3 separate regions of the Homo sapiens genome follow, and regions 1 and 2 are each linked to region 3. A link is a loop called in an ENCODE intact Hi-C map of the cell type or tissue named here. Cell type or tissue: mammary epithelial cell. All regions are shown on one strand.

Region 1 (2,500 bases), 240 kb after region 3:
AATGTAAATTAATGCAACCACTCTGGAAAATGGAGGTATTGTCTAATAAAGTTGAAGAAATTCCAGTCCAAAGTATATACCTTAGCGATATATAGTCTTAGATATACCAGGATACATGCCTAAGAATGTTTTAAGCAGCAACCAAGATGCCTATCCTACGGAATAAATGAATAAATAAATAGCGATACAGCCATACTAGAAAATACTGTACATCAATGAAAACAAAAGAACTACATAATCAAAAGGTTTTTTGTTTGTTTTTGTTTTGTTTTATTTTTGTTTTGAGATGGAGTCTCGCTCTGTCACCCATGCTGGAGTGCAGTGGCTCAATCCTGGCTCGCTGCAACCTCCACGTCCTGGGTTCAAGCGATTCTCCTGCCTCAGCCTCCTGGGATTACAGGCATCTGCCACCACGCCCAGCTAATTTTTGTATTTTTAGTAGAGACAGGGTTTCACCATGTTGGCCAGGCTGGTCTCAAACTCCTGACCTCGTGATCCCCCTGCCTCGGCCTCCCAAAGTGCTGGGATTACAGGCGTGAGCCATTGCACCTGGCCTAATACAAAATTTAAAAACAGGCAAAACTAAACACAGAAGGTTAAACGCTAAAGAAAAGCAAGGAAATTATTACTTTGAAATTTGGGAGGAGATGGAGGCTGTATCTGGAAAAGGATAAATGGGTGTCTTAGGCTGCTTGAACTGCCATAATAAAATACTATAAATTGAGTGGCTTAAACAACAGAAATTAATCTTCTCACAGTTTTGGAGCCTGGGAATTCCAACATCAAGGCATCAGCTGACTAATTCCTGGTGAGGGCTCAATTCCTGGCTTGCAGATGGTGGCCTTTATGCTGTGTCCACACGGCCTTTCCTCTGAGCTCTCAGGGAGAGAGAGTGAGAGAGAGAGAGAGGGCACTCTGGGATCTCTTCTGACAAGGGCATTAATCCCACCATGAGGGCCACTCCTTCATAACCTTGTCTAACCCTAGTTATCTACCCTCCCAAAGGCTCCATCTCCAAATCCTACACTGGGGGTTAGGGCTTCAACATATAAATTTGGGGGATCACAAATATTCAGTTCATAACAACAGGGCTTCTGGGGTGACAGTGTTATTCTACAACTAGGTAGTGGTTACAGATGTTCCCTTTTTCAACCATTTATACATCATCTGTATGTCCTATACTACAATATAAAGTGACAGATCTGGGTTAACTCAAGAATTTTCTCCTTATTACCTCTATGGTTTTCATCATATCTTTCAGTCTCCTTGAGTCTTGACTTCCTCCATATATAAAACAGGCATAATACCTACCTCATGGGATAGTTAAGAGAAAATACAGCACTTAGCCAGTGCCTGACATGGATGTAGCTAATAAATACAAGTTTTAAAACATATTTATTTCACCCATTTACTTATTCACTCATGATACTTTCACCAAAAGTCTACTGTGCGACAAGCCCTGAGCTAAATGACTAAGGGTGTAATAGAAATGAGACAACTGTCTTTTCTCTCGAAACATGAGACTTGAATGCCCTCTGTTGGAGCTATGGAAAAAATTCTTCCCAGGGTGAGCCTCCCACCCTTTTTTTAAACCTCTCTAAAGGTATTAGAAAAAAAAATCATTAGTTCAAAAATAGTTTTAATAGTATAAAATAAGGAGATAATTGGAAATCTGAACACTGAACATTATCAAGGAATTCCTGTTAATTTTTGTTTAGGTAAAATAATGGAACCGGCCTGGCGCCATGACTCATGCCTGTAATCCCAGTACTTTGAAAGGCTGAGGCAGATGGATTACTTGAGGTCAGGAGTTCGAGACCAGCCTGGCCAACTTGGTGAAACCCCGTCTCTACCAAAAAATACAAAAATTAGCCAGGTGTGGTGGTGCACACCTGTAATCCCAGCTTCTCGGGAGGCTGAGCCAAGACAATCACTTGAACCTAGGTGGTGGAAGTTGTAGTGAGCCGAGATCACGCCACTGCACTCCAGCCTGAGCAGAAGAGCAAGACTCTGTCTCAAAATAAGTAAATAACTAAATGAAATAATGGTATCTTGGATTTTTTTTTCAAGAACCCTTGCTGTTTAGATCAATGGTCCTCAACCTTTTTGGCACCAGAAACCGGTTTCAAGGGAGACAATGTTTCCACGGACAGTGTGGGGCTGGGTGGGGATGCACAGATGGTTTCAGGATGAAACTGTTCCACCTCAGATCATCAGGCATTAGATTCTCATAAGGAGCAAACCTAGATCCCTCACACACGCAGTTCACAATAGGGTTCGCATTGTTGCTGATCTGACAGGAGGCGGAGCTCAGATGGTAATGCTGGTTTGCCCGCTGCTCAACACCTGCTGCGCAGCCCGGTTCCTAAACAGGCCACGGACCAGTACTGGTCTACTGCCTGGCTGAGGGTTGGGGACCTCTGGTTTAGATACTTGCTGAACTGTTTCCAGATGAAATGATACGTCTGGCGTATCAGTCAAAGTTCAACCAGAGAAATAG
Region 2 (2,500 bases), 1.7 Mb after region 3:
TTATATTTTTCAGTAAAAAAGATACAGATGTCAATAAATGCTTCTAAATGCATAAAGGAGATCATGACCAGTTATTTTCTGTAGCTGTTGATGACAGAATAAGATGAAAGAGATTTAAATTATATTACAAGGATAGTAAAATAGATTTTTGCTCCATTTTTTCTGTCTCTTTATAACAAATTATACCATCATATTCTTCTGACATTCTTTTAATCATTCATTAAACTCTCCAGCATTAACTGCCTAAAATACACATTACTTTGCTGGCTCGGCACTGTGGGGTACAAAGGTGAGTAACAAAATGAGGTTCTATGCCATTAAAATGCTTATAGGGGCCAGGTGCAGTGTCTCATGCCTGTAATCCCAATACTTTGGGGAAGCCAAGACAAATGGATCACTTGAGGCCAGGAGTTCAAGACCAGCCTGACCAACATGATGAAACCGTGTCTCTACTAAAAATACAAAACTTAGCAGAGCATGGTGGCATGAACCTGTGGTCCAAGCTACTCGTGAAGCTGAGGCTGAGAATCTCTTCAACCCGGGAGGCAGAGGTTACAACGAGCCAAGATCACACCACTGCACTACAGCCTGGGCAACAGAGCGAGACTCTATCGCAAAAAAATAAATAAGTAAGTAAAATAAAATAAGATGCTTATAGGGTCTGCAACCACAATTTTTCCTGTTCACTGAGAGTAAACCTAATAGAGAATTTAGGATTCATCTTACACTTGAAATTTTGTTACTGATTATTGAAAAATTATCTACAAGCACCCAATTGTGAGTTTTACAGAAAACTGGTCTCAAGAGTTATGAACCAAAGATTCACTCCACGGGGTTCCCAGATCCCCTAAAATCATGTGCTAGGTGTTGACTTTATTTTTCTGGAGAGACTATAATGGTTTTCATTCATCTTATTCATCTCAAATGGTAAAAATCACCAGTGGAATGGAGCCACACATCCTGTAGCAGAAACTTCTAAAAAAAAAAAAAAAAAAAAAAAAAACAGGAAAAAGATGAAACATGGTACCATGTACCTGCTCAGCCTCCACAGATCCTGCTTTTGGAAACTGAAACATAAATTCTTAAAACTTGCACAACTTTTTTTCTGGTGCTTGAATGACCTCTAGTGGCTACTTAAATTATCACAGCCAATTGCTCACAGCAGGAATTAGGTTGGTGCAAAAGTAATTACAGTTTTTGCCATTAAAAGTAATGAAATAAAGAACTAAAAAGTGTTGAGAAATAACAAAATTAAGATGGCATCACAAAGGAGCACCTAGCTCAATTTCAAGTTATTATACAAGCTCTCTATTATCCAACCAAATGTAGTTCACAATACAGTGTAATTCAAAATAGTTCACCAGATAGTTCAGTACACGCCATTTTTTTTAATCAAATAAGTATGATTTTCCCTAAATTCTTGCATTTCGAACTAATAAAGCATCAGCAAATACCCATGAAGAGAACAGTACTGGAATAAAAGATACAAGAACCTCGGGAATTAACATCCACCCTTTCCTCTCAGTTGAGGCAGCACCAGGAATACAATGTCAACAAAGTACAACAACTGGAGTAAGAGAAATACTTTGAGAATATAAACTGGCCACAGAACTCAACCTGAGTGAGAACAGGTAACAAATATGGTTCAGGAACTGCTGGGCCAAACTCTCCAAGTGGGAGTACAGCAGCAGCAACAGCAAGTACCAGTAGAATGAGGCCATCACATCACCCAGGGTGACCAACAGGTCCCAGGTTACTTCACATGCCCTCTGCCCAGCCCCTTGACAATTCCTGCAGCAGCAAAACACACCATCTTCCAGGCACTGCCACACGGAGTCCCAAGAATGCTGATACAGTTTTATTTATTTTGAAATATTTGTCAGTATCTATACATACACAAGGCACTGTCTAGGCACTGGAGTGGAGTGTTGAACAAGACAGTTCAAAATCCCGATTCCAATGGAGCTTGTAGTCTAGTGTGGAAAGAGAAATAAATACATAAAATGCCAGGTGGTGATACATGCTGTGAAAAAGATAAAGTAGAACAATGGGGTTTGGAAATTACAGGGTGGTCGTAGTATTCTTTTCTATAAGTTGATCATCTCAATTCAGACTAGCTTTTCTTCAAGCACTCAATAGCCATAGTGGCTGGTGGCTACTATACTGGATAGTTCAACAAATCTGAAACTATCATCCATGCCTTTTTAGTTCATAATCTTTATCCTCTTTCTTTCTGAATCCTAAGAGAATTCATCCAACTGATCTTCAAATTCACTAACTCAGCTTCCTAAAGTATCCATCCTACTTAATACTTATTACTGCAACTACTGAATCATTTAATTCAACAGTCATATTTCACATATTCAGAGGCTCCTTCTTCACAGCTCCTGAGCAACCAATGCCTGCTCTGACGATGCAGGAACATCCTCTAAAATCTTGGCACTTTGTCTTGGACTTTAAGTTCTCTCCCATCTCCTACAGCTACTCCATCTCACTGGAG
Region 3 (2,500 bases):
AGCATCAGCACCACCAGGAAACTCATTAGAAATCTGCCAAATTGGAGATTCTGGGCATGGGACCCAGCCGTGTCTATTTTAACAAGCCCTCCTGGTGATTCTACTGTGCACTCAAGTTTGAGGGCCACTGGCCTTGGGTTTAGGGTGAGGGATCTAGAGTCAGACTGCCTGGGTTCAGATCCAACTGTGTGGCCTTGGGCAAGGCATCTCTCTAGTTCTCAGTTTCCTCATCTGTAAAATGAAGATGATATTAGAACCCACCTCAAAAGGTGTTCATGACAAGTGAAAGAGATGTTTATAAAGAGCTAAGCTCTGTCTGAGATGTGACACTAGGTCTCAGTAAACATTATTTCAATATTCTGTGATTCTTTAGTCTACATCAGACCCCTTCTCTGGATCCTCAGTAGTTCTTCCCACATGGTTTAGTTCAAGAAAAATGTGATTAAAGCCATGAATTTTCTCCCTTTAAAAATGCACTTGTATACACACACATACTCACACATGCACACTCACACATGCACAAACATACTCACAATTTTGCTTTTGCTTACAATTTCAGATAATTCATGGGCTCCCAACCAGACTAACTTTATATTCTCTAAATACACCCTGCTCATTCCCAGCCCTGTGACTTTGATTGTGCTATGCCCTTGCCCTTGCCCCCACCTCTTCTGGTGAAGACCTGCACATCACTGTCAACTCAATACCAAACCTTGTGGAGCCCAGCTGCCATGCCCTATACTCTTAGTTTGGCCAGATAGTGTCCCCTATGGCTGCAGACAACTCACGTAGGTCCAAAGATATGGTCCAAGATTTCACCAGTGTCTTCTACAAGATCTTCTATGAATGCCTCAGCCACATCCCTGGTCCTGAGGCCCCCATGAAGACAATTGAGGACTCAGGTCCTCAAGTCATAGAATTTGGTATCAGTCCTGATTGACCTGCTAACATATTGCCTAGAAAAGGTATTTTATTTAGTCCAAGCTTCGTTTTCTCCTCTGTAAAACAGAAGATCATTAAAAATCTGTCTCATGGGATTGTTATGGTCTTAGAATAAAATTAAAAACTTTGGTTCAAGTGTGAATCATTATTGTCTAGCTCAAGTGGAGACTGTTGTCCAGAAACATGGAATGATTTGCCTCAAAGGATACTCTTGAGGGTTTGTCTGCATGATTCACTTGCAGGTGTAAAATGTCACGTCTCCACCTCAACTAGCTTTCTATTTATTCTGAAATGGCTTGAAATTTGTCTTCTGCTAATCCTTGCAAGGCATTGATAGAGAAGAGGCACTGCCTCTGCCTCCTGGGGAGTGACCTTGAGCTAGTGGCAGTACCCACTCCTCTCCACTAGGTGGGGATGGTGCTGCACTTCCAGAGACATCAAAACCCTGATGGGTTTTTTTTTTTGGTTAATTATTATTATCATTATTTTTAATGCAGAGTCTCACTGTGTTGCCCAGGCTGGTCTCAAGCTCCTGGGCTCAAACGATCCTTCTACTCAACCTCCCAAAGTGCAGGATTACAGGCATGAGCCACTGCAACAGGCCCTCACCTTTCTAATTCTCCCTCTGATTTCATTTACTGCGGCAGTTAGTTTTCTTCATATATATATATATATGTCATATATATATATGTCATATATATATTTATATTTATTTAAGTTATTTACTTTTTAATTATATAAATAAATGAATATAGTATAATGTAAAAAATACTTAAAACATACAGATGCAATTCCCCTTGACCACAACCCTAAATCCCTGTCATCTCCACCAAAATGACTGCAAGTGCATTTGGTGTGAATCCATGCAGATCTTGTGCATTCATACATAAAGTACATTTAGAAATATAGTTCAGTGAATGTGTTTTAGCAAAATTGGCAACATGCTGTCCATATGCTTCCACTGCTTTCTCCTAACAGTAAGTGATAGAGGTGTCACCGAGGTGTCACCATGTTACCCACAACAACAGGTGAGTTCAAAAACAGTCCAATGACCACAACCAAGGAGGATTAAGGAGAGGATTTTGTTACCTGCAACAAGTAAGAAGGACGCTGGGGATAGCTCCTCAAAGCAGCGCCTCCCCAAACAATGGTGAAAACAGGGCTTTTCTTGGGCTGGTTAGCTGAGTCATTGTATATAGAGGTGGAGACAAAATAGCACTGGTGCAGTTGCCCATCATGCTTCTACATAGTAACCTGTATAGAAAATGCAGAATAAGCTCCTCCCTGGGAGGGGCCTGTAGTATGGTAATGAGGAAAGTTCACCAAAGCTCATCTCCAACTCAGGCATCTCTGGGATCCAACCAGTTTTTGTTTTTCCTGGACTGAGCTTTTTCCGGGAACTTTTTGAAACAATAAGAACTGAAGGTGCAACAGTAACAAGTGGGTACTTTTTTTTCACAGTGCACACCCAAAAACCGGAGGACCCAAGGTTACAAGGCACACAGACCTAGGCATTCAACCTGCAAAAGATTACATTGAGATGGTGTATCAAGGGGGG

What was found. A loop is a pair of places that touch in the nucleus more often than their neighbours do. Peaks named below come from ENCODE experiments on the same cell type or tissue, not always from the same donor. Only the 100,000 strongest peaks of a DNase experiment are listed, where the experiment ranks them.
Region 1: it touches region 3 in a loop (8-fold over the local background); 6 of 110 quality-filtered maps call a loop at or near these places.
Region 2: it touches region 3 in a loop (6-fold over the local background); 10 of 110 quality-filtered maps call a loop at or near these places.

Annotation. Positions count from the first base shown.
Region 1 is chr3:40,431,480-40,433,979 of GRCh38, forward strand. The region is part of intron 2 of ENTPD3-AS1 (ENTPD3, EIF1B and MYRIP antisense RNA 1); the gene reads right to left. Among named protein-coding and RNA genes, the nearest start is that of ENTPD3-AS1, 21 kb to the right of the region's middle. In mammary epithelial cell, a CTCF peak has its summit at 1,533 (motif pointing left); no DNase peak of the experiment used is centred here.
Region 2 is chr3:41,880,308-41,882,807 of GRCh38, forward strand. The region is part of intron 17 of ULK4 (unc-51 like kinase 4); the gene reads right to left. Among named protein-coding and RNA genes, the nearest start is that of ULK4, 81 kb to the right of the region's middle. In mammary epithelial cell, a CTCF peak has its summit at 1,128 (motif pointing left); no DNase peak of the experiment used is centred here.
Region 3 is chr3:40,190,709-40,193,208 of GRCh38, forward strand. The region is part of intron 10 of MYRIP (myosin VIIA and Rab interacting protein); the gene reads left to right. All of the region lies in intron 2 of EIF1B-AS1 (EIF1B antisense RNA 1), which reads right to left. Among named protein-coding and RNA genes, the nearest start is that of EIF1B-AS1, 120 kb to the right of the region's middle. In mammary epithelial cell, a CTCF peak has its summit at 1,350 (motif pointing right); no DNase peak of the experiment used is centred here.